2 separate regions of the Homo sapiens genome follow, and region 2 is linked to region 1. A link is a contact called in ENCODE Hi-C or POLR2A ChIA-PET data. All regions are on one chromosome and are shown on one strand. Each heading gives the region's core, a stretch centred on a gene start or an enhancer-like site at or near the end of the contact. The rest is flanking DNA. Distances are from core to core; before and after follow the strand shown.

Region 1 (2,654 bases), core at 96-2,595:
ATGGAGGGCGTGGTCCCAGGGCTGCGATGATGGTGGTCCGGGGCTGTGGTGGGCGTGGCCCCGGGCTGCGGCGGGCGTGGTCCCCGGGCTGCGGCGGACGTGGTCAGGGGCGGTTCTGGGCGTGGTCCCTGGGCTGCGGTGGACGTGGTCTCGGGCTGTGACGAGCATGGTCCCTGGGCAGCAGTGGACGTGGTCTCACACCCAGAGTCTGAAATTTCTGCCTCTTCCTGGCCCTAAAAATATCCTGCCTGTTCCCACGCGGCTCCTGCCTTCTGGAGCAGTCTGCCAGGCCGGCGGTGGGTGTTGGGCAGGGGTCTCAGGCTGCCAGCAGCCAAGTGCAGCCCGTTCTGCAGTGATGACAGGGATCTGTGGGCAGAGGGGACCGAGCCTCGGAGGATGCTGTAGGTGGGAGAGCTAACATTGACTCAGCATTTACTTCAGGCTATGCACTGTGCTGAGTCCCTTACCTCTGGGCTTCCGCAACGTTTCCCTGAGGTCAGTGTGGTTGGCATTCGTGTTTCACAGATAAGGAAACTGGAACAAAGCTTTTCAAGGCCACGCAGCCAACACCTCGAGAGAGCGGGAGAGCTTGTTCACTTGAACTGGATCCCCAAACACCAACAGCCACCCTGGCCACTGGCTCTGACTGAGCTCACCCCACCCCCGACAAGCCAGGTGCCTGGGGAACCTGCCTTCCATTCCTCCCCACTAGCTCCTATGAGGTCTCTGCCTGCCAGGCCTCCTCCTCCCCAGAGGAAGGGACGTTTCTACCACACAGCGACCCCACAAGTCAGCTGAGATTTTGGGGGCACCGAATACTCACATGGAGCCCTGAGTGGAAGGGGTGTAGGAGTCACACTCACACGCATGCACAGGGTCACCCTGAGCTGGAGACCATACCCAAGGCTCTGTGAGGAAATGTGAGTGCGCCCAGGCCCCTCCAGCCTGGTCCAATTTGCTGAGCCTCTAGCTCGACAGAGGTCAGACCAGGTCTACAGCCCAGCGATCCTAGTTCCAGACAGCTGCTCCTTCCTTTCTAGGAGGGCAGCCCGGAATATAATCCAGTGTGGTGAGAATCCATTGCACACTCCCTGTGAGCCAAGCAGACAGGTTTGGGGGCCACTGAGATAGGGGACACTTCTGGAGGGGTCAGTGACTGCAAAATGGTGGCAGTGGGATGATCTGTTATGTCTACCCACGCACATGCAGCTGCACAGTTGCAGAGATGTGAATGCAGGAAGCCAGGTGTGAGTCTGAATTCACATTGGTTTTTTTATCTTTATTAAGCAGTCATTCCTAAGGCCTGCCCGAGCCTGGCATCTCTACAGAGGAGTGGTGCCATCAGGACCCCTGTGGGGCAGATCAACACTCAAGGCAGGTGCAGAATCAACAACCTGTGACAAAGCCAGCCATCCCTGCCAGGAAGCATGGGGGATGAGCTGGCACCTTGCCCTGTGGGCACTACAGCTTGGCCGGCCCTGATCCAGCTCATCAGCAAGACACCCTGCATGCCCCAAGCAGCCAGCAACACTTCCTTGGGCCTGGGGGACCTCAGGGTGCCCAGCTCCATGCTGTACTGGCTTTTCCTTCCCTCAAGCCTGCTGGCTGCAGCCACACTGGCTGTCAGCCCCCTGCTGCTGGTGACCATCCTGCGGAACCAACGGCTGCGACAGGAGCCCCACTACCTGCTCCCGGCTAACATCCTGCTCTCAGACCTGGCCTACATTCTCCTCCACATGCTCATCTCCTCCAGCAGCCTGGGTGGCTGGGAGCTGGGCCGCATGGCCTGTGGCATTCTCACTGATGCTGTCTTCGCCGCCTGCACCAGCACCATCCTGTCCTTCACCGCCATTGTGCTGCACACCTACCTGGCAGTCATCCATCCACTGCGCTACCTCTCCTTCATGTCCCATGGGGCTGCCTGGAAGGCAGTGGCCCTCATCTGGCTGGTGGCCTGCTGCTTCCCCACATTCCTTATTTGGCTCAGCAAGTGGCAGGATGCCCAGCTGGAGGAGCAAGGAGCTTCATACATCCTACCACCAAGCATGGGCACCCAGCCGGGATGTGGCCTCCTGGTCATTGTTACCTACACCTCCATTCTGTGCGTTCTGTTCCTCTGCACAGCTCTCATTGCCAACTGTTTCTGGAGGATCTATGCAGAGGCCAAGACTTCAGGCATCTGGGGGCAGGGCTATTCCCGGGCCAGGGGCACCCTGCTGATCCACTCAGTGCTGATCACATTGTACGTGAGCACAGGGGTGGTGTTCTCCCTGGACATGGTGCTGACCAGGTACCACCACATTGACTCTGGGACTCACACATGGCTCCTGGCAGCTAACAGTGAGGTACTCATGATGCTTCCCCGTGCCATGCTCACATACCTGTACCTGCTCCGCTACCGGCAGCTGTTGGGCATGGTCCGGGGCCACCTCCCATCCAGGAGGCACCAGGCCATCTTTACCATTTCCTAGAGTTCTTGAGTCCACAGTCTGGCAAGCTGAGGTTAAAAATCATATGTTGAATGCAGCAGTGTCCACTTATGACTAACTTCTTAGAACAGCACAATATAATAGTGGAATTGGGCCTTTCAGAAGACCTCAACTGATGATTTTCACCATTTTGACAGTTTTTAAGTAGAGAAAGCTCTCTTATGA
Region 2 (2,654 bases), core at 50-2,549, 96 kb after region 1:
TGTGCAGGGGCCAGAATTCCTCCTGCTGGGTCATGGAGTTGTCACCACATTTCCAGGTGACATCTGTGTGGGGAGCTAGGCCGGCCTCTCCTTAGCTCTGTCTTCCTTTGCCAGGTCTGTGCCGCCTGCCTCTCACTGTGATGCTCCCAGTGCCTGAGCTGGTGTCACTCCCCTTGGTCTCTAGCACCACATTATGAGCCTTTGGGGTCACCCTGGGCCCGGGGAAGTCCTGGCTCTGCCATTTCCTGGATTTGCGGACTTAATACACCTGGGACGGTACATCTGGGGAGGATGGCCAAGAGAGCAGCCAGCGCTGTCAGGCCCGGAGTCCCTGCTTCACGTTTGCTCACTCACAACGCCCATTCAATCCCCCCGTTCCCCAAGGGACCTTCTGAGACCATGTGGGAGGCCTGTGGTCCCAGATCCCAGGTGAGGGGGACTTACAGTCACAACCACAGGCTGGCCCTGGCCCTGCAGTCCCCGCCTGCCCAGCATGTTCCTGTAGTCGGGCGGGGACATGCCCTGGGCCTTTCCTCCAACCACTCAGTCCCAGCTGCACTCCCCCATGGCCACACACAGCCACACTGGGCCTCAGTGACCTGGCTGACCCCCAAGAGATCCCCATGACTGCCCCCTCTTGGATTCAGCAAACACCTCTCTTCATGCAGTTTGAATCCTGACACTTTGGAGGGGGTAATTTCTGAGCCTCTGTGGCCTCATCTGTGAAATGGGCCACTGAAGCAGGTGAAGTGCTACTCCGTCCCTGGCCTACAGTGGGAACCCACGCATCTGGGCCCCTGGAGAGCAGCCGTCACAGGGTCAGCCAGCGCCTAGCTGTCCCAGCTCAGTGCACTCTGCGGCCAGCACCCCACGCTGCCCAAAGGGCCTGCACACACACATAGAACAGGACATCCCAGGCAGCTACAGCCCATCCACCAGGACTGTTTCTTCAGTGAAAACCAAAGGTTCTTGTGAACTCACACACATCTGCTAAACTGCTTCCTATTTTGAAAATTGTGATGTTTCATGTGGAAGATAATTGATTCACAATGACGTAAACACACACTGTGGGGAAACCCCTGAATCTCTTTTGTTTCCTGCTGCCTGTGGGAGATGAGTCACCAAGAGGCAAAGGCTCTCAAGTGCCCCTCGTGGGATGGGTCTCATTCAGTCTTTTTGTTTTGCTTGAGCTCTGAGGTTTTGTATGTAAGCAGGAGTGATTCACACACACACACACACACACACACACACACACATGCATGCATGCACTGTGCCCTCTGTAAAGGCGTCTCACACAGGCACACAATCGCAGTGGCCAGGAGCCAGGCACCGCGGGTCTGCGAACTGATTTCTCCCTGCATATCCCATTGTTCAGAGCTTCCTTGGCCTGGGTCCCAAGCACAGGGACCCAGTGTCCATCCCACAGGCTGGCATAGGTCACAGGATGAAGCTTCTCCGGGTGCAATGTTCAGGGGTCACCTTGTGGTGGGTGGGCCATGCTGCAGGGCTGCCTGCCCATCCCCTGCCCAGGTTTTGCACCAAAGCACTGAGCTCTGGCTCAGCCTGCAGCCTATCCTACAAGGGAGATGGGGCTGGGACCCCCATCCCACAAAGGCTGGCCCAGCACAAGCCTTTCGCTGGGGTCTGAGAGAAATCCTGGAGGTTTCTGAGGGGTCCTCACCTCCTCCCCACAGGCAGGCTCCTCAGCCCCTTTTTCAGAAAGCGGGTATGTGTGGGCACCAGGCCTAGCATGCAGGACACTGCCCCGCTGCAGTGTCCCCCTCAAAAGACGCCCTCCCTCATGCTGTCTGCCCATCAAAGGAGCCCTCGCCCACCCCGAGTGGCCTCACCTTGAAACACAGACAGGTGGGGCCAGGGTCAGGCAGGGCCACCCCCCGAGAACCAATGCTCCCCTTCAGAGCCAGGCCTGCCCCTGAGATGGGACACAGAATTCACAGAATCCACAGCCTGGGCAGGCCCACAGTGCAGGGTGAGTCTGCAGCTCAGAGAACTGGGCTTCTGGCTCTGAATCACTCTTCCTTCGACTACACCTGGCCGTCTCCTGCCTCTCACCCAGGAGGGAGAAGGTCCTGCCGTGGGAACAAGGCTGCAGGCCTGCAAACCTGTTCCACCCCAATGGGGTGCTTCTCTCAGGCCCCAGAGCCCCCAGTCAGTCCCCTATTCAGAGCGTGCAGCCCCTGGCCTAGGCCTGGGGTAAAAGCCATTTGTTGCCTAGTGAGGGTGCAAGGCGGGCATCCCTGCCATGTTTTATGGTCCTTTCTTTCCTGCTGCCCGCTCCTGCCTCCACCCCTTTCTCCCCTGGGAACACACTCCCCCCATCTGCTGCACACAAAAGCCCATTCTGGCCTCTTGCTTTGAGACCAGCGTCACCCTGGAGACTGGCGCCTTCCGGCCCAGCCATCCTCTCCCCGCCCCAGCCTGGCCCTGGCTCCCAGGCTGGCCTGCTGCCCCCGTGTCCCCCTTTAGGGTCCTCTCCCGTGAGCCGGGAGTCTGAGGTGCTCTCGGTCTCTCCTCGGGGGCCCTGCCCCACGGGTCAGGCTCCACTTCTGTTGCTGCCGCACCCTGGAAGCCCCCAGGACCGCTCCACACTCGCCATCACCCTGGCTTTGTGTCACAACCTGCGTGGCGCAGGT

Evidence for each region. Hi-C counts contacts between places; a loop is a spot of excess contacts on that map. ChIA-PET counts read pairs that join two places held with the same protein, here RNA polymerase II (POLR2A). Pooled maps may share reads with other maps.
Region 2: a map of naive thymus-derived CD4-positive, alpha-beta T cell shows a loop between it and region 1 (9-fold over the local background). The contact joins the enhancer-like site here to the promoter of GPR148 in region 1. A Hi-C loop is called at or near these places in 2 of 168 maps with a recorded cell type or tissue (both naive thymus-derived CD4-positive, alpha-beta T cell) and 10 of 50 pooled maps. POLR2A ChIA-PET finds 5 or more read pairs at or near these places in 3 of 52 experiments (CD4-positive, alpha-beta memory T cell, OCI-LY7 and WTC11).

What each region holds. Positions count from the first base shown.
Region 1 is chr2:130,727,725-130,730,378 of GRCh38, forward strand. GPR148 (G protein-coupled receptor 148) reads left to right here and starts at 1,346. Exons shown (of 1, transcript NM_207364.2): 1 at 1,346-2,612. The coding sequence starts at 1,428. The coding sequence ends at 2,471. RefSeq lists enhancers at 1-496, 497-1,075 and a silencer at 1-148.
Region 2 is chr2:130,823,517-130,826,170 of GRCh38, forward strand. No RefSeq gene overlaps it. Among named protein-coding and RNA genes, the nearest start is that of ARHGEF4, 12 kb to the right of the region's middle. RefSeq lists enhancers at 1-441, 442-1,019, 782-831, 992-1,151, 2,174-2,654. Within about 2 kb of position 1,300, at least 3 of the 41 ENCODE cell types and tissues checked have a DNase peak (open chromatin) inside an H3K27ac peak, as active enhancers do.